Linked DNA regions of Homo sapiens: all the other regions are linked to region 1. A link is a loop called in an ENCODE intact Hi-C map of the cell type or tissue named here. Cell type or tissue: CD4-positive, alpha-beta T cell. All regions are shown on one strand.

What was found. Peaks named below come from ENCODE experiments on the same cell type or tissue, not always from the same donor. Only the 100,000 strongest peaks of a DNase experiment are listed, where the experiment ranks them.
Region 2: it touches region 1 in a loop (2.1-fold over the local background); 10 of 110 quality-filtered maps call a loop at or near these places.
Region 3: a loop joins it to region 1, with 2.3 times the contacts of the local background. A loop is called at or near these places in 11 of 110 quality-filtered maps.
Region 4: a loop joins it to region 1, with 2.6 times the contacts of the local background. A loop is called at or near these places in 12 of 110 quality-filtered maps.

Annotation. Positions count from the first base shown.
Region 1 is chr10:47,162,939-47,167,938 of GRCh38, forward strand. No RefSeq gene overlaps it. Among named protein-coding and RNA genes, the nearest start is that of GDF10, 130 kb to the right of the region's middle. In CD4-positive, alpha-beta T cell, no CTCF peak of the experiment used is centred here; DNase peaks (open chromatin) are centred at 1,983, 2,643, 3,023 and 3,403; H3K4me3 peaks cover 1,222 bases; H3K27ac peaks cover 1,867 bases.
Region 2 is chr10:47,307,421-47,312,420 of GRCh38, forward strand. It overlaps GDF10 (growth differentiation factor 10), which reads left to right. Exons shown (of 3, transcript NM_004962.5): 2 at 2,376-3,301. Among named protein-coding and RNA genes, the nearest start is that of GDF10, 9.7 kb to the left of the region's middle. RefSeq lists enhancers at 2,910-3,410, 4,509-5,000, 4,810-4,959. In CD4-positive, alpha-beta T cell, a CTCF peak has its summit at 4,899 (motif pointing left); DNase peaks (open chromatin) are centred at 2,661, 4,001, 4,351 and 4,851; H3K4me3 peaks cover 704 bases; H3K27ac peaks cover 232 bases.
Region 3 is chr10:47,045,176-47,050,175 of GRCh38, forward strand. No RefSeq gene overlaps it. Among named protein-coding and RNA genes, the nearest start is that of PTPN20, 140 kb to the left of the region's middle. In CD4-positive, alpha-beta T cell, CTCF peaks have their summits at 2,608 (motif pointing right) and 2,807; DNase peaks (open chromatin) are centred at 2,596 and 3,516.
Region 4 is chr10:47,252,796-47,257,795 of GRCh38, forward strand. No RefSeq gene overlaps it. Among named protein-coding and RNA genes, the nearest start is that of GDF10, 45 kb to the right of the region's middle. In CD4-positive, alpha-beta T cell, no CTCF peak of the experiment used is centred here; DNase peaks (open chromatin) are centred at 2,476 and 4,146; H3K27ac peaks cover 722 bases.

The DNA of each region.
Region 1 (5,000 bases):
AAAAAGTTATCAATAGGCTTTTTGTAGAGCAAAAGTTTTTATATTTAAGAAGTCCAATTTATCAATTTTTCAATTTATGGGTTGTGCTTTTGGTATCAAGTCTAAGAATCCTTTATCTCATCCCATATCCTGATGATTTCCTTCTATTTTCTTTTAAGTCTTATAGTTTCATGTTTTATATTTAAGTCCATTATTTATTTATTTATTTTTATTTTTTTAGAGGGAGTCTCGCTCTGTCGCCCATGCTGGAGTGCAGAGCCGTGATTTAGGTTCACTTCAACCTCCACGTCCCGGGTTCAAGTGATGCTCACCTCAGCCTCTTGAGTAGCTGGGATTACAGGCACGTGCCACCATGCCCACCTAATTTTTGTATTTTAGTAGAGACGGGGTTTCACCATGTTGGCCAGGCTGGTCTCGAACTCCTGACCTTAGGTGATCTACCCGCCTCAGCCTCCCAAAGTGCTGGGATTACAGGCGTGAGCCACTGTGCCTGGCCCATGATGTATTTTGAGTTAATTTTTGCAAAGGGTGTAAGACTTAGGTTGAGGGTTTTTGGCTTTTTTTTTTTTTTTTTTTGCCTATGAATATCTAATTACTTTAGCACCATTTATTTAAAAGGCTCTTTTCTGCAATGAATTACTTCCACATTTCTGTCAAAGATTAGATAAGCATATTTTTCTGGATCTGTTTCTTGGTTATTTATCCTATTGTATTGATCTATCTATGTGTCTAGCCTTCCACCAATACCACACAACCTCAGTTACTATAGGTATACAATAAGTTTTGAAATCAGATAGACTGATTCTTCTCACTTGATTGTTCTTTAAATTTTTTGATTTAGTTATTCAAGTTTTTGTGCCTTTTCATTGAAATTTTAGAATAATTTTCCCCTGCCAAAAAAATATAAATCTTGCTAAGGTTTTGATAGAATTGCATCAAACCTGTGTGTCAATTTGGGGAGAACTGACATCTTCAGTTCACTGCATCTTCCAGCCTATGGTATGTCTTTCCATTTGCTTAGATCTTGTTTGATTTCTTTAATCACTATTTGTAATTTTCAGCATGCAAGTCCTATGCATATTTTGTTAGATTCACATCTAAGTATCTTATTTTTGAGCAATTATAAATGGTATTGTATTTGATATATTTGTTTAAAATAAAACTTTGTTGTTCCATAAATGAAAAACAGTTATCACTTCTCATAAAATAGGGAATAACTACAAAATCTATATAATTTAACAGAAAGAAAACACACTTTTTAAAAAAATGGTCTGTGTGCTTTATAAAATCAGCGCATGGACCACCAATCGTGTATGTGCCACACTTTGGAACGCAATCAAGCCTCCAGTGGTTCATGACTCACCACACCAATAAGACATTCCTAGAATATAGCTGTGGGTGCCTTACATAAAAACCCTCAGGGCTGGGAAACTCAACACCTCGGCAGCTCATTCTATAGTCAGACAGTTCTGATTGTTGAGAACTCCTTTCTTTGGTTGAGCTGAAACCTATAGTCCTGTGATTCCCGCTGGTTCCAAGTTCTGGGGTAGAGGGCCAGATGGTGCTGGTGCCTTCAATGTGCCTCCAACTATGACTTGGACAGTGTGCTCTCCTTGCCTGCAGGACGCCACTTTCAGGAACTGGGCAGTATTCGTAAGCCCTGGAGTCTTACTAACTGGCTTCAGATGTCTTGTCTACCGTCAGTGCCCCAGCAGCCCTTCAACTGGCTGGGAGGTGACCACGACATCAGCCTTCAGTTGTCCCTCTGTCCCACCATGCTGCCCAGATCTGGTAGACCTCAGGCATGTTTATTTTTGCAGCCCAGGTATCCTCTCAGGACATGATGGAGGAAATAAATCAGTTTGTTATTCATTCAACCCACCCTCAAGTGAGCAGGGGACTCTTCCAGAATCTGGGGACAGCTTGAGGCATAAAGTGCAGCCCCCACCCTGCAGCACTCAGAAACACGTGTTGGTGACAATCACGCACTCATGAATCACCAAGGCTAACATGAACTCTATGCAAAGAGCTGCAGGCAACCAGAAGAGGCAGCAGCCACGTTTCCCTGCAGTGCAGGGGACATCCAAGAGTGCTTGATCTTTACAAGGACCTAAAAGGTAGAGACATTTATTCCCATTCTATAGTTAGAAGACTGAGACTTATACATAGTTTTCCAAGATCTCAAAGTCAGTAAATGACAGAAACAGTTTTGGCTTTCAAAGTCCTAGCCCCTTTTTCTTATTAAGCAAATGGAAGGCTCTCAGTACTTGTTGAATGAATGAAAAGAGGTAGAAATGAATTCTACACTGTCTGCCAAGAAGTTTCCTCAGAGGCAAGAAAGAGCAATTGTGCTCATGCATCCTTCCGTGGGGCTCTGCAGTACTCCTTCCCGGCTTGCCCTGGGAACCCCAGAAGAACACCTGTACCCACAGCCTTGGAGGAGCCCCTCCCTCTGTGGGAGGCCTGGAGCCTCTTGGCATTACCGGGCTGGGCTGTTGATTTTGTTCAGTCACACTCACCCAGGGAATGACTTTGATAGACAGTTTTGTCTGAACCTGGTCCTCGGAGGCTGGGGGTTAGTAGGAAGTATGTAAGAAAGCCTGGGGCAGGGGGAAGAGCAGCCCCAGAGTTCACAGCACGACATCTGCTGCCCAGAGAGGTGAAGTACTTTGTGCAAGATACACGTCTATCATACAAGGAGCCAAGATTTGGACCTGAGGTTTTCCTGGGCCCTTCCCACATGCCCCCGGCCTCTGCAGAGATTCAGAGGAACGAATGGGAAGGAGCAGCCAACCCGACCGCAGCGTGATCACGAGAAGGAGGGCTCTGCTGTGCCCTGTGAGGCCACCCTAGGGCCCCTGGGGCAGAGAGCTCGCGTGTGTCTCTGACTTGCCTGATGGTCACTGCCAGGCTGCCTTGCCTGCCTTCAGAGCTCTAGACAGAGGCCCCTTTAAACTTCCTCCTCGGCCGGGCCAAGACGCTGCAACAGCTCAGCGCGGCTCCCAGCGAACCCCGAGTGAACCCTCGGGGCTTTATTTTCATTTCTTCTTGGCAGGACGTAACTTCCTGCTTCTAAGAAAAACATCTTTAAACAGAGCCACGAACGGTTCCAGGGTGTCCCGCACATCCCCCGCTAGACGGAACAATAGCGCAATGAGCTGCGTGGAGTGGATTGGAAGCACATGGAGCCTGTTTCCTTTCAAAATCCCCCAGGGGCTCAGCCTGGAGGAGCCAGGGTGTTTGATAAATCATGCTGGAACTTTTATCAGGTCCAGTGTGTGTGAGCAAAAGCCAGAAGGGGAGGGAGGGGGTCCCCTAGGGCCCCCAGAATCCGGGCCAACTGGAGGCCTAGACAAGAGGAGGGATCTGAGTCTTGAGCACCTACTGCATGCGCCTGAGGTGCTGACTCATCCAGGGCCAGCGGGAGAAGTGCCCCAGGACCTGCCCTGAGCCCTGTGGAGGCAGAGACACAGCTGTCATAGACCAGGCGCCACTGGGGAATGTGGTAACCAGGAGGAAGGGTCACTGGGTAAGGGGGCTTCACTGTTACCTGTGCACTCTCCTAGTACGTGCCTCTTCAGACCAAGCAGAGGGGAATTTGTGCAAGCCCAGGAGGAGCCTTCTGGATTCTTTTCCTTTCTTTTCCTGCAGTACCGGTATATCAGGGCCTGGCCTCAGCCCAAAGCGTCAGGGAGCTCAGAGCGAAGTCTGGCCTTGGGTCCTGGGGAAAACATGGAGGCATGGAGTAGGGCGGGAAGGGGCAGTGAGGAGCCGAGGAAGGAGGCTCTGGGAGTCTTAGGGGTCTTGGCAGCATGGAAGTGAGAGGTGAAGCCAGCTGGTCTTCTGGGTCGGGTGGGGACTTGGAGAACTTTTCTGTCTTGCTAAAGGATTATAAACACACCAATCAGTGCTCTGTGTCTAGCTTAAGTTTTGTAAATGCACCAATCGGCACTCTGTAAAAATGGACAAATCAGCACTCTGTAAAATGGACCAATCAGCACTCTGTAAAAATGGACCAATCAGCAGGATATGGGCGGGGCCAAATAAGGGAATAAAAGCTGGCCACCGGCCCAACTGCAGCAACCCTGTAGGGTCTGTTTCGAGTTTGTGGAAGCTGTGTTCTTTTGGTCTTCACAATAAATCTTGATTCTGCTTAGTGTTGGGAACTGTGCTATGTTTGTGAGCTGTAATACTGCCAAGGTGTGCAGCTTCACTCATGAAGCCACAGAGACCATGAACCCATCAAGACCACGATCCTACCGGGAGGAATGAATAACTCCAGACACGCCACCTTTAAGAGCTGTAACACTGGCCGGGTGTGGTGGCTCACGCCTGTAATCCCTGCATTTTGGGGGGGCTGAGGTGGGCGGATCACAAGTTCAGGAGATCCAGACCATCCTGGCCAACATGGTGAAATCGTGTCTCTGCTAAAAATAAGAAAAATTAGCCAGGAGTGGTGGCAGGCGCCTGTAGTCCCAGCTACTCGGAGGCTGAGGCAGTAGAATGGCATGAACCCGGGAGGTGGAGCTTGCAGTGAGCTGGGATTGCATCACTGCACTCCAGCCTGGGTGACAGAGCGAGGCTCTGTCTCAAAAAAAAAAAAAAAAAAAGCTGTAACACTCACGGCAACGGTCTGTGCCTTCACTCCTGAAGTAAGCAAGACCACGAACCCACCAGAAGGAAGAAACTCTGGACACATCTGAACATCTTAAGGAACAAATTCTGGACACCATCTTTAAGAACTATAACAGTCACTATGAGGGTCTGCCTGTTCATTCTTGAAGTCAGTGAGACTAAAATCAACTGGAAGGAACCAATTCTGGACACAGAAGCATTACTTTCTCTGAAGGAAGCCCATGCTTCTGCCCCTGGGCATCTGAGCCAGCTCAAAGCATGTTTGGCTTGGAGGAAACCTCACCAGGAAGGACAGCGCAGCTCTATTAAGCTGTGGTGGGGATGAACAACTGGCCTGTGAACTGTCATGCCTGGATTTTGGTCAC
Region 2 (5,000 bases), 140 kb after region 1:
TTGGGCTCGGCTAAACTGAAAGATTTCAGGTTGAGGTCCCTTCTCTGAGCCACAGCCTGGAGCCCCCTGCACTGCGTACATGCAGAAACATCCAGAGAGAGGACCAGCCTGTGGTCCCTCATGCACTGGGGCTGGGGGTGACCCATCTTGTCCCCAGCAGTCCCCAGCAGGGAGGGTCTTCCCAGAGCAGGCTGCCCAGTGAGGGCTGAGCTCCCTCTGGCAGGAGGCATTCAAGCCACATGGAGGTAGGACTTATACCCTTTTGCACAACCTCAAAGGTTCCTCCCCACTCTGAATCTGTTAGCAGAACAATGGAGGAGTTGAGACTTGAACTGGATCAAAGAAAAACAATGTGCTGTGTTGGCTGGGTTGCAGCTCAGATATTTGGATCAGTGAATGCAAGGTACCCCAGTTGATGGAGGGGAGCTTGCTCTGCCAGCCTTGGTCCTTTAGATTCAAGAGGCAGAAAGCACATTTGGGGGCACCTCCTTTGTACCTGGCACTTCACTAGGCTGTTTCTGTGATCTTCCAGACAATCCTCTGTGTGAGATGGAGGCTGTTGTCCCTGTGAGGCAGATGGGGAAAGCAAGGTTCAGGGCGTGGCGCCACTGAGTCCTGGGAGCTTGGTTCCTAGGGCATTTTCTAGCTTGGGGATGGGGGGGTGCAACATTATTGGTGAACTTTCACCCCATCCATCGGTCAACCCCAGATGCTGCAGATACACCACCGCTACCACCGGAGTGAGCTATCAGCTGCCACTGACTTCCCAAACTTCCCTGATGGCCAGAGTCCCCTGGAGTGCTGATTAAAATGTGGAAGTCATTGTTATGCAGTCAAGGCCACATGCTTGGGGAAGCCAGGTTCAAGTGTGCATTGAGACCCTGGGCTGCTGCTTATGTGTGGAGCATGTTGAGGGGCTGTGACACTGTCCTGGCAGGTTTGTTGTGAGGATTAAATAAGGTAATGGCTTCAGTGCCACCTGAGCCTTTACTGGCATTTATTTATCAGGCCTTCCATAGATGTGCTTCTCTGTTTCTTCCCGCTCATAGTCCCTTAAGAGTATGTGAACAATCCCAGTTGAATTATGCCTTCTTCCCAACAGAAACAAAGAAGAGAAAGTGGAATATTTCTGTTAAAAAAAAAAATCCCTGCAGATGCTGTAGGTACAGGGGTCAGAGAGGTGTGGCCCTGACCCATGCCCCTAGAGAGCCCAGTGTCCCCCACACACACTTCCCGGGCTTGGGAGCCCTGCTCCTCTCCAGACGTTCCCCAGCAGAAGGACACTTCGTTGTCAGGAAATGAAGCAGTGGAAAGGAGAAAGCCAGCCTGGCCTCTCTGGTGTCCTGTTAGTGTGCGGCATCCTAGGGAGGCACCAGGAAAGACTCCCCACTCCTCAGAAGCCTAGAGCGGACTTGGCCATTTGAGAACGCTCACTGATATATAATAATGTTTAGGCGATTCAAACCTGACACAATACTCATGCTGCTGCCAAGGTTGGGGCAGCTTCCTGGGACTGCTGACATGGCTGTGCTGCCCTGGTGCCCTGGGGAACGCCTGCTTCCACCAGGCAAATAGGAAGGAGTGGCCGGCAGCCCCAGGGAAGCCGGAGCTGGAGCATTCTTGAACCAAGTTGCAGATGTAATGGTTGAGACGTCCCGGTCTTTACCTGGACCTTGGAGATTTAGTCAGGTTGCCTTGTGTAATCCTGATGCTGCTCTTTTCTTGTTAAAACAATCTTAAAAGTCCTCAGGCAGAACAAAGAGCAGATGCCTAAATGGCTGTACTTTTGATCCTGGTTTCCCTTAGGAGGTGCTCAAAAAGCATGAGCGTTTATTTATTTCGTCTCTTTTGGAAGAATGTTTGGGTTTAATGTGAAGTGTATTTAATGATTGCATTTAAAAACTGATTGCATAAATAGAGGGCTGTGCAAATACAGGAGGGGCTGCCTTGATGCAGGGCTTGGACCCAACCCAAGCCATCCTGAGCACTTAATGAAGGTGTCAGTGACATTTGTTCATTTGTGCATGCAGAGGCAGTAGAGGGCAGGGGGAGCAAACAGGAGCTTTGGAGTCCAGCAGGCCCGAATGCCTCCCTGTCTGCCCCTATTTCTTTGCTGTTGCTTTTTGTTGTTGTTGTTGTTTGCTACGGGATATTGACAATCTCAACCTTAATTCCTCACCTGTGCACTGAGGATTGCAAAGGGCGCCCTCATCAGTTTCATGTGAGGATTACACGAAAGGAGGGAAGCAAAGCGGGGGAGGAGGATGGTCCTGAAAGTGTGGATCGGTGGGCGTTTGCTCCTCCAGCCCTGGGTGGGAGACCCTCAGGAGCACGAGCGAGAACTTCACAGCCTGTGGTCTCTCCTTCCCTCACAGAAGTGGTCGACCAGAAGGCCGTGTATTTCTTCAACCTGACTTCCATGCAAGACTCGGAAATGATCCTTACGGCCACTTTCCACTTCTACTCAGAGCCGCCTCGGTGGCCTCGAGCGCTCGAGGTGCTATGCAAGCCGCGGGCCAAGAACGCTTCAGGCCGCCCGCTGCCCCTGGGCCCGCCCACACGCCAGCACCTGCTCTTCCGCAGCCTCTCGCAGAACACGGCCACACAGGGGCTACTCCGCGGGGCCATGGCCCTGGCGCCCCCACCGCGCGGCCTGTGGCAGGCCAAGGACATCTCCCCCATCGTCAAGGCGGCCCGCCGGGATGGCGAGCTGCTCCTCTCCGCCCAGCTGGATTCTGAGGAGAGGGACCCGGGGGTGCCCCGGCCCAGCCCCTATGCGCCCTACATCCTAGTCTATGCCAACGATCTGGCCATCTCGGAGCCCAACAGCGTGGCAGTGACGCTGCAGAGATACGACCCCTTCCCTGCCGGAGACCCCGAGCCCCGCGCAGCCCCCAACAACTCAGCGGACCCCCGCGTGCGCCGAGCCGCGCAGGCCACTGGGCCCCTCCAGGACAACGAGCTGCCGGGGCTGGATGAGAGGCCGCCGCGCGCCCACGCACAGCACTTCCACAAGCACCAGCTGTGGCCCAGCCCCTTCCGGGCGCTGAAACCCCGGCCAGGGCGCAAAGACCGCAGGAAGAAGGGCCAGGAGGTGTTCATGGCCGCCTCGCAGGTGCTGGACTTTGACGAGAAGACGATGCAGAAAGCCCGGAGGAAGCAGTGGGATGAGCCGAGGGTGTGCTCCCGGAGGTACCTGAAGGTGGACTTCGCAGACATCGGCTGGAATGAATGGATAATCTCACCGAAATCTTTTGATGCCTACTACTGCGCGGGAGCATGTGAGTTCCCCATGCCTAAGGTAGGGTTTCTTCCGCCTTTTGCCAAATTCTAAGGCTCAGCTCTGCCGCTACCGTCAAGTTCCTCAGCCTGCAGGACTTCTGTTTCCCCATCTGCAAAATGGGAATAACAGTACTTCCTATCTATTCCAGGCAGGAAATAGGTAGACATAGGTCACCAAGTGGCAGCCCGTAGGGTAGTTGCCGCCCACATATGTGTGAGTTTGGCTGTGTTTTTTGAAGTATTGGCTTGGTTGAATTGGGACTTTAAAATGAGAACATTCTTTTGAAAAGCAGGAGAATCCATGTCTTTAGAAACGCATCCCCACATAGCAACTATCTGCAGAGGTTGAGTAGATGCTGCTTCCTGTACACACGGCAGGTCCCAGAAGCTCCCTCCTGACCAAGGCTCTCATTTCTGTTCCCAGCCTGGACCCCAGAGTGTGGCAATCTGTGACTAGCACAGTGCTAGCCTCAGCAGCTCTCCCACTGTAGATTCCCTCCTCCTTGCAGCTCAGGGCAGGAATCCACAGGGAATAGGCCTTCACTGTGCACAGGGTCTGCAGGACACACAGCACTGGGCTGTTCTGTCTGTTGCACCAGCCTAAGGATTTCCAGTTCTCACCTTCGCTCCAGACTGGGCTGTGGCTGAGTCCATCCCTCTCCCTGCAGCCTGCTCTGCAGCAGCCTGGCTGCTTGTGATGTCAGCCCTCGGCACTCAGCACACAGTTTCTTCCTGCTTAGTTACTCTGCCCAGGGCAGGTCATGCCTTTCCCTCCAAGAAAAGAAAGTCAGTGCATAAATCCAATTTGAACTTAAATAATCAGCCAGCTGGGGAAGTCCAGACCCAGACATGGGGCAGCAGTAACGTGTTTGGGAATTAAATGGCTTCTCCTCAAAACTTCTCCTCAAAACCGTGCATGTGCAAGAGAGAGGGAGGTGCCTGACATAGAGACGGAGCCTGCTAAAAGGGCCTAGCAAAGACCCAGGCAGATGCAAGCCCGGAACCCTGAAGGCTTGCAGCTGGTTGGCCATGCGGTTAGCTTATCACCCTGGCTTGCTGCCTCCCCACCTTCCGGGACACCAGCCAGAACGCTGCAAAGGCAGGTGTCCCTGCCCTGCTCCCTTCCCACCACACCCACACAAGAGGGCTTCCTCCTCAACAGCACTACATATACAAATCTCTGTTTGGCTGGTGATGCACTGAAGTGGATGACCCGGTTGGTTCATCTTGTCAGAGGTGGGCACAGTTTTCCAAGCCAGGTCACTTTCTAACTAGGGGTCTTGGTCAAGTTACTCAGTCATTTTAAACCTCGGTGTCTTCCCAGTAAAGTCCAGGTAATACCCACCCCATAAAATTGCTAAGCTGACAAAAAAAAGGGGGTGATGCAGGGAGAGCAGCCCCTAGGAAATGTCAATGTCCAGCCTGTCACACTGCCACGCACATGCCAGGCCTTCCCTTCAGTGACAAGAGCACAACCTCGTGAGAAGCATGCCTGTCCTCCTCAGACTGCGAGACCAGGGCTGTGCTGGCATCTCGCTGGGTTTTCCCTCTGGGCAGCTTCTGCCTGCTTCCTGGTGCTCCGCGGGGATGTGTGACACTCAGGCGCCCCCATGTGGCCCTGCCGTGTTGGGGACACAGCGTGCCTCAGGGAAGCCAAAGGGCAGGAAGGCCTGGGGGCTCTTGGAGACCTCAGCCCGGAACTCAGCGTATGTCTGATT
Region 3 (5,000 bases), 120 kb before region 1:
AACTGAGTCCAATGTGGGAGCTGGGCTGTAAGAAGGAGAAATCAAAGGTTGAGGACAGGGTCAGCGCAGGGAGGCCTCAGAGTGAGGAGGAGACTGGTGATTCGCCTCACTGTCATTGGTCAGCTGGTATGGGCTATGTGGGCAGGTGGATTGGGCTCTGAGGTTCTGGAAACCAGTCATGCCCCATGCAGATGCATGTATACAGACCCGAGCCTCCAGGCCTGATGGGAGGGACCCCTCCAGGGGGACCTTTACAGGCAACACCGAGCTCTCAACACCTGCATCTTAAGGCTCCGAGGACATGGCAGGTGTGGCCCGTGAGTGGCAGGGCCTCCACGTGACCACAGCTTGGGAGGTGTGAGGGGCTGGCTATAGAAGGCCAGGCAATAGTGCAAGAGGTAGGGAGGCCCCAGGGTCAGGGCAGGGGCTCCCTCCAAAGGGCCTAGGGCACGGGACAAGAGGCCAGGCTGCTGGCAAGCTCTCTGTCCTCCCCGCAAAGTCTCATAGAGGAAATCTGTGTATTGAACATGGCCCTGCCACCCTTGGCCAAGCACCTACTAAGGTGCGTTGGCCCTGTGAGGGGCTGGGTGTGAGGAGGTGGAGAGCCTGGGCTTATAGCAGAGCCTGTCAGAAGTCCAGAGAGGGCCAGAAGTCCTGGGTGGCCCAGTAGGATGGGTGAGGAAGGTTCTTGGGGAGTGGAGATACCGGTAGCAGACAAGTGCACCATTCCTGGGACTCAGAGAGGGACCAGCACTGCTCAGAGTCATGGTAAGGAAACATGGGTGGTAGCACTGGGCCCTTGAGGCCGAGGGGAGGCTGACATCCAGCTGGGCAGAGACCACACCACTGGGCCCAACATAGTCAGAACCCAGGAAGCTTAAATTTGGGGACAAACAGACCCTAGGTGGAGGCAATACCCAAGAATATGTTAAAAGGGAACTCCACTCACTGGTGTGAGGCACTGCTCCTGGGCCTGAGTGTGCATTTTCCCTCGAATCTCCACGTGGGCCCTTCAAGCTTGATAGCCAGGAGGGCATGAGGAACCCACGGTCCTGACACTTGCCTGGAGTCACACAGCTGCTTTGAAGCATCCAGTGATGTGAGTGTAGCTCACTGGGTCCCCAAACCCATGCAGGCCATGACCAGTTTTGGGTGGTGGAAAGAGGTGGTCAGAGGACCCAGAGGGCCCAGAAGTCCTTACAGGAAGGGCTGTTGCCAGCTGGGAGCCCGGGCTAGGCCTGTGCATCCTCTCCCCACCTCCCCATTTCCTCCCTTCCCCTGTGCCCTGGGCCAAGACACAGTGCCAAGCGAGGGGACTGCGGTTGCTGTGGAGGCAGGAAAGCCCAGGGCCCGGCTGGAAGGTCATGTGGGAAACTTCTGCTTGAGGGGAGCTGCTCAAACGGGTCACTGGGCCCCTCGGGTACCAGACCTTGTTTTCCTGCGGCCTCCTCCAATGGATAAGGGGCACTGGGGTAGGGGCTTGGCTCCAGCAGCCAAGGCGTGAACAATGGTCTCGCTGGCTGCCCCGTCATGCCCCCTCCTCAGCCGCTGCCCTCCCGGAGGACCAAAGCTGCCATGTGAAAGCGATTTCTCTGAAAGGCTTCTCTGGGGAAACTGGGCGTCGGGGCCTATGCTCACCACACTCCCTGCATCCCTCCTTTCTGTACAGAACCCTGAGTGTGGGCGGGAGGGTGGATACCACAGAGGGTGTTGGGGCATGGGTGCTTCTGGGTGTGGGGGCTCAGATGAAGAGGTGAGTGGCCTGGTGGGTCCATGTGCAATGGGAATGGACGAGGGCCTCGGCGTGAGTCTTCCATAGGAACGAGGGGTCAGGGCTGTAGGGGGACTCTGTGAGGCTGAGTATGCCTGTGCAGGTGGGGGGCTGTGAAGATGTGTGGGAGGCTGCTGTGAAGGGTGCTTTCTGGGAATGGTGCTGTGCTGCTGCAGTTTGCTTAGAGGGCAGATTGAGTGGGAGTCAGGCAGGCAGGGCTGCGTCTGCAGGTTGGGTCTGATCACCCAAGCCTTTCCCTGGGCTCTTTCTCAAGGACAGGGAAGCCCTGGAGGTTGTGGAGCTGGTGGTGAGAATGCTCGAGCATTCTTGGCAAGAGTACTGGAGTGTGGGTGGTGTGCGGGATGGATGGGTGCAGGAGAGTGCAGAGATAGGCCACGTGGTTGGGCCCTGGGTATGTGTCCTGTTGGGGGCGTGAGGACCTGGTTGAGGAGGAAGGCACAAGGGGCAGTTCTGTGGGGGTGAGAGCCATGGGAGGTGGGGCAGGAGGACTATGGCAAATTGAACACAGAGAGTGGAGGTGGGGAGCATCCAGGTAAGGTGAGTCTGGGCCAGTGTGTGCACACTGCAGGTGCTTGTTAATTTGTTGATTGGCTATGTGATTGATTTGTTGGTGGTGCCAGTGGGCACAGGGGGTCCTCAAGAGAGGTGTCAGAGCACGTTTGTATGTTAGAGAATGAGAAATGGCCCATGCATGCACACCCCTATCCCTCTCCCACCCCGCCCAGCACTCCCCTGCCTGGCTTCTGGGGAGCTGCTGCAGAGGAAAGCCCTGTGAGCTAAGCCGCATCATCGTCATGGCCAGCAGGGGGCGCTGTGCCCTTGGGTGGCCCAAGCTCTCCCAACAGCTGGAAGATTGGAAGATACGTTTGTACATTTTTGAGTACGTGCCCTGCTCTGACATTGCTTAGATGGTCATCTCGCCCCCATCCTAGCTGACAACCCGTCTTCACTACATCACCTCCATGCTAACAATACCACGGGATGTCACCTGGGGGTAACCAGGGCTCCTGGACCCCTCAGCTCTGCTCAGCCCTGAGAAAGGCATGCAGAGTCCCCGACGAGAAGACACCCGGAGCTGGGCATGAAACTAAAGCAAGAGGAAGGGAAGGTGGCCCAGTCCCCAACCTGGGACCTGTGGCCACATGGGAAAAGCAAAGTGCAACACAGAGGGTGGGGGCTTCCATTTGGGGGTTCTTTCAGAGCTCAGGGTGGGACCCCAGCAGAGGCTTCAGGCTCTGTCCTCACAGCCTCTGCAGCCCCAGGGCCTCCCACCAGGGTGTGGTTTGCTTGAGAGTGGGTAACAGCAGCACAGGGTGGCATCAGAGGCAAGGACCAGGGGCCCCAGGGACAGCTGCTGGGACCCTCAGGTTAAGGCAGTGGCCCCAGGAGAGCTGCCTTACCTCAGCTCAGCGTTGCCCCTCACTGCAGAGTGGACTCACTGATAGTGAATGAGATCAAGGCCAAGGTGGGTGCTGGTGTGGCCTAGGGAGGCATTCAGCCCAGCCTGGGGAGCTGGGGTTGCCAGGCACAGCCCCCAATACGAGGTATGTCTGAACTGGGTTCTGAAGGATGAGAAGGAGTTGCCTGGGCCAAGAAGGCAGTAGTTGGGGGAGTGTTCTTTTGTCCACAGAGTCCATTTGAGTCAAGGAATGGCATTGGCAGGCCGCCTGCAACACCGAGAGGAAGAGGCCAGCACTGGGTTGGGCACCCCTGCAACACAGACAGGAAGCGTGGGCTGGGTGATGGAGGCCTGCAGGTCCTCTCAAGAGCAGAGGCAGGGCAGCCCCTGAGGAGGGCGCTGGAGCCTGGGCCCACACATGTTGGAGCCATGGGAGGGAGTGTCGGTCCAGGGCCAGAGGCTGAAGGCACTGCAGGGGGGTTACTGCAGCTGGCCGGGTTTCTAGGTTTAATGTTGAGACCGACCAAATTTGAATCTTGGTTCAAATCTTGGGCCCTTCCGGGGACAAATAGCTCAACTTACCTGGAGCTCAGGATTTCATCTGTGAAGTGGAAATAGGGGCTGTGTGAAGTGGGGTGATAGCCTGCCAGGGTGATTCATAGGGTGAGTTGAGATGACATTTGTAAGCCCTTGTCAAGGTGCCTCATGCATAATAGGTTCAACAAATATTAATTCCCCTTTCTCCTCTCCTTCTCCTTCTCCTTCTCCTTCGCCTTCTCCTTCTTCAAGGATTTCTGCACATGGGTGAAGCTGGGAGGGAATTTATCTAATTGTCTAATTTTGTCCTTTTTTATCTAGCATGAGATAGTGTTCCCATTTTACAGATGAAGAAACTGAGGCCAGCCAAACTAAGTCATTTTCCCAGGCCACACAGCTAATGAGTAGCAAACTTACTAGCTGCCTTTCATGTCTGGGGAATGGGCAGCCCCATGCTAGGGCTTCCTTAAAGGCCATGGGACTTGGTCCCTGGAAGGGTGTGCCAACTGGGTTGCCTGAGTGGAGCAGAAAGTAATTGTGTTTAAACATGAGCTTTGGTAACAGCAAACAAGGGCCATGAAACACCAGCAAGTCTTTCTCCTCCACAGCCTGGTGGTCCTGGGTTTCCTGGGGCTCGGACCTCTGCTTTGTGACCAGCTGGGCAGGTGACAGACATGAAGAATGACCAGATGTCTACACCGGCTGACCAGCCTGGAGGCTGTACTGCAGGTGGGCTCCTGCCTCAGGGTCATCTGAACACTGGGACAGCTCCGGGGAAGGCAGAGCCCCATGACCAGGATGAAGGCGAGGGAGGAGCATGGGCCCTGGAAGCAGAGGCCCCCCTGCCAGCCCTGAAGGTGGCTGGGGCCCAGGGGTGGGTGTTAGGGGACACCAAACAGAGGTCATGAATGTGCTGTGCTGGCCAGATCCGTCCTGCTGATGTGTTTTATTTGGCTTGCAGAGTGCTTCTCAAAAAACTTTGAATTATGTCTTAACATTTTCATATGAAAATCTAGATCTGCAGTTTCTCCTGAAAAGTTGGAGACTCTGGCCACAGATGTGAAAGGAGACGTGCGGCAGGAGAGCGGCTGCCCAATCTAGTTGGTGGCAGGTTCCTGCAGACCCCACCACTCTCCATAGTGCTCCCGGCACTGCCATTCCCTGCCTGGGCCCCTCGAGGCCCCTCTCTTCACAGACATGAGCCCTCAGCCCCTTGCCCATGACCCAAAATCTGGCTGTGATTTCCCACTCTGGCCAGTTTCCCTAGAGGGG
Region 4 (5,000 bases), 90 kb after region 1:
GTCCTTGTTGCCTCCTTGCCCGAATAAAACATTAATGTTCCTCATTAATGTTCAGTTCACTAAAGATGAAGCCCGTTAGAATATGCTATGGCTCCAGCTCAGGGAGGGGTGGCAGGTGGCACCCCAAATTCTAAAACCCTCAGCCTTTAGAACCAAAAGTCTCTGTAAGATCTCGTCTTACTCTTCATGTGGGGAAAATGAGGCACAGAAGGAAAAAATGAGCTGACAACAAAAATCAGTTCAAAACTTTGTGTTTTGTCATCCAGGCCACTTCATATTTATAGACACACGTGTCATGGCCTCAAAGCCAGGAGAAACAAAGGATGCTGATCGGAAGGAGTGAGGTCTCAGGATGGTGGATGAGAGAGAAGCAATGTCAGGAGAATGCCTAAACTCCTACAAAAGGACGTGATCCCTATGTGCGTGCCCCCATGCCCCTCCCCACCATGTGTAATGATAGGGCTTGGGGTAGGAACTGGAGCAGTGCATGAAGAGGGACTCAGCACACCAAGTGCAGGCTCTTGGTCTGTGCATTGCCATAGGCATTGGTGCGATGAGATGCTGGACTTACATAGGCCCTGAATCCAACTTCTCATCACCTGGGAAGAGGTGGGCCAGCAGTGTAGGGCCACAGGGAGGCATAAAAAGGGTGACATCAAAGGCTGTGCTGAGCCACTGTCGTCAACCAGCCTCACACTGCTGGTTATCCCAGAGGCTTGGAGCAGGGTTGGAGGGATGAAGCAGGCCTGGACTGCGTCCTTAGGAAGACAGAAGCCATCGTCGATATGGCCGTTCCCTTGTCCCCTCCCTCCTGCTCCTACAGCAAGCATACCAGGGCTGACTCCTCTCCACACCGCAGCATGGAGGTGTGGAACCACCCCACAGACACCCTACACCTCCCAGGTCTGGGCAGAGAGCAGCCAGCTGGCTGCCGAGGTGTTTTTCCATGTGGCTGGGGGCCCGCTGCGGCTGCTCTGGCCGGGTGGTGACTCACAGCTGGCAGGACTCTGGCCTGGCGATATTTTGAGATCCGACTCCATGATGGACTGATGTGACAGCTTTGTTCTCTAGGGCCCTTTTGATTTGTGAATCTCCCTTTGTGGTTTGCTAGGGATGCTCAGACCCTGCTGTTTCTGGGCTCCAGCGACCTCTCGCTCAGCTGGGCAGGCGGGGCCGGCTACAGCGGGGGTGGCAGACAGCGAGTGGGAGCAGCAGGGCTCAGTGAGGACTGAGCCACCACCGGCCTGGGCAGCTAGAGCTGCACTTCCAGGCTGTGTTAGACTGACTGGGTGGTCGTGGAAGAATGATAAGTGCCTGCTCAGAGCCAGCTATGCATGGCCAGATCGCAAACCACAGGGCTGCCCTGCTGGGCTTGGGCCTGGGCCCAGAGCTCTCTAGAGCATCTGGGGAGGCATGGGGGTGGACCCGGAGGCTTCTGGAGACCTGCAAGGCAGCCAGCCCTTGGGAAAGAGCACTTGGGGCCTGGGACAGCCGGGCTAGCCGGAAGACTCAGAGCCAGTCAGCAGGGTCCGTGGGACCTCATTTGTGGCACCTGCATTGAAGGCAGGCAGGGATACAGAGGAGAAAGGGCTTCAGAGCCAAAGACAACTAACTGGGTTCAAATCCCAGCTCTGCTCTGGCCGGGGCTGGGGCCGTGGGCAGCTTATTTGACTTCTAATCCCTCACTGGGAAAATAGAATCATAATACCCATCTCTCCAAGCTTTGAAAGGTTTCATGTGAGCATTAACACACACAGATGTGCTCAGAATTCTATCTGCCCAGAAAATATAGTCCTCTACCCCTCTCTAATACACACACACACACGCACACACACCACATTCCTCCAGCTGTCTGCCTCCTTCTGTGGTCCCTGGGGTAGGAATGACTTGTTCTCAGTTTCTTTCTGGCCAGGTGTCCCTCCATACTCAGTTCCATGGATTCTCTTCCCAAGATTGATGTGTTCTCAGATAAAGGTGAGCCAGTTTCCAGCCACCTGCCTGAGGGCAGCTGAATTCACACAGACACACACACACACAGACATACAGACACACACACACACACACACACACACACACTGCTGACTCCCAACACTAGCTCAGCAAATATTACTTAACAGGGCCTTTTTAGGTTGCTGAAAATTTCATGGTCACAGATGTTCCTTCCAGTTAAACAGTAAGCTGCTACTGGGCAAAGCTTCGTACAAAAGAGGGAAAATGCAGACCTCAAACCGAGTTTTGCTAAATGAAAGAAGGAGGAGATGGGAACTAAGGAGCTTTGCAGATCCAGCAAGATGTGACATGACCCAGGGTTTCAGGGTTTCAGCCCCAAGGCCACCACCACTTAGAGGAGATAGCACTAGAGTGTGTCCTTATGATGCAAGATCTGGGTTGGAAGAGGCCTCATGTGTCACCCTTCCCTAGCATCATGTGATGCAGGACATCCCCAGCAGCAGCTAGAGACACTTGCCTCGGGACCCAACCAGGGACGCAAACGCACTCCCCTTTGGGCAGCTCTCAGTGCTAACAAGTCCTCTGACTGGTGAAAACCTGTAGCAACTGAACCTTATTCCGCTGCCTGGGCCACGTAATACAGATCTGCTTCCTGTTCCTCAAGACAAGATGAGGACCCTTTACAGATTGAATGAGTCTTCTCATTCCCAAAATAAACCACGAACCATCAGCCCACTTTTTCTGGCAGGGAAGAGTCCCAAGGGTCCCACTCTCTTCTGCAGTAAAGGACAATGCATCACTTTACAACAGGATAAGACGGCTCTGGGGAGCCTCTAGGGAGCCCGTGCTGAAAACCCTCCCCTGGGCTACCTCACCTCAGCAGCTGGGGTGCTCTATGTGGTCCTGCCAAGGGCCGGGGACTGGCCTGGTGTCTGGGAGCCTTGTCTTCACTGCCCAATCATGGCGGCTTTGATCCCATGACTCTCAGCTTTTCCATCAGAATTCAGAGGGCAATAATAGCAACTGCTTGCTTGTAAAGTGCTTGGAGCTCAGAGGAGAAAAGGTGTCAGACAAGTGTAAAATGTTACTACTGGCACAGGCCAGAGGATGGAATGGAAAATCCCAGCAGAAATTGGGAACTCAGAGGAAGCCATTTGTCAGCTCCTCTGAACAAATGGATACAGGAAAAGGGGCCTTCCTCTGGCAGCCAGGCACAGCCCAGGTCAGCTGGAGGGGCTGGAGGAGATGCAGGTGAACATGAACTGTCCTGCCTTCTGACATCAACTACTGATTTAGCAGCCATGCCTTCCACCTCAAGACCAGCTGTCCATTGCACACCCTAGGCAGGGCTGCCAGCGGATGAGCCCAGGTACCCAGAGCTCCAAGCAGTCAGCTCAGCCCTCAGAAGCCTCCTGGAGAAGAGGACTGCAGGAACTAACCCACTGTAGCAGCCATCTGGAAGAACCAGCCCAGTTCTCAAACAAGGGTGCACCAGGCAGAAGAGCCAGTCAGCATGTAGCCGTGAAGACTGGGAAGGGCAGAGGGAAGAGGCACGAAGCACCTAGATGACGCGATGAACTAAGGAAAACTTTTAAAGCACTCTAATTGCTGTTCTCAGAAATTCAGGAAACGTATACATTCATTAAAGAATCTTCTGGCAATACATCTTCTTAGACATTATAAGTGTGACCCACCAATTCCTGTCTTCAAAGTGATCATCAGTAAATGAACTGAAAGATAAAGTCAAGGAAATCTGTCAGAACGTAGGGTAAGAAGACAAGGAGAAAGAACTTCAGATTAAAGTGACTCACATATCTTGTTAGGATTAATGAAAAAATAAAACCATCTAACATTTTAAAACATGAAGAATAAAGAGAAAATCAGAAACATGAGACAGAAAACATCATCACCTACTAATAAGTAAGACTGGCATCTCATTAACGAAACTTACTGTGACTACATTGTTGAAATTCCAAAACCTAGAATTTGACAGTCTCACAATCACAGTGGGAGATTTTAGCACCTACTGTAACTTCATCACACCTATGTGGTTCAACTTTTATGAAACCAAGTTGTGAGTTGTTTTCAGGTTACCATGGGCCCCCAGATTGAAGGTGATGTAATCTGAGCGTGCTCAGGCGAACCAAATGGACAGCCACAGGAGGAACCTCAGGGCTGGGACTGAGAAATTGGGACTGAACTGAGAAGCAGACACTGCCTGGCAGGAGCCAGGATCCAATCAGAGGAAGCTCTGGTATCACCCCATGGCAGGATCCAGTAAGATCATGCCTCCTGGCACCACCTCATTGCAAGATCCAATCAGATCACACCTCATTACCCTATGCTTATAAAGCCTGACCCAAACCCCTGCTCGAGGAGACAGGTTTGAGAGTTTTCTCTTGCCTTCTTGCCCATTAAGCAGCTTTATTGCTGTTTTTCTTTTCTCAAAAGCTGGTGCCATGGCATTGGCCTCTATGTGAATTGGACACCAAGCCCATTGATCGCTTGGTAACAATACCATGTTCCTAGATGGGAGGACTTAATATTATTAGGATACCAATTCCCCCCAAATGAACACAAATATTAGATTTTTCTCCTTGACTCTTGACAGTGAAAGCTTGCGTATGAACAATTAAAGACTCCCACTGAGGATTCTGAATCTGAAACTCATACTGCAAAGAATCAGGGGATACTTTAGAATTCACTCTAGTTATGGTGATGGTGATGGTGGAGATGCCAGAGGAGGGGATGGAGGGGAAGTGGCGGGAGGTGCTGGTGTTATGGGGGTGGTGGTGGAGGAGCAGGTGGTGGAGGTGATGGTAGGATGGCAGCACCCAGCACCCAGAGTCTAGTGTAGACAATAGCAGCAGAATCAGAACAGCCTCTTGGCAGCAAGCGTCCAGGGCAATGTCTCCAGTGGCACCATTTGGCTTGTTTTTGGCTCTCTGGCATCCCTCTATCCTGGCCTTTTGTCCAAGGGTTGCTTCTAAACACTACAATCTCTTACTAAGACATCCGTTATCCTTCTAAGTCTCTTTGCTGCCTATGTT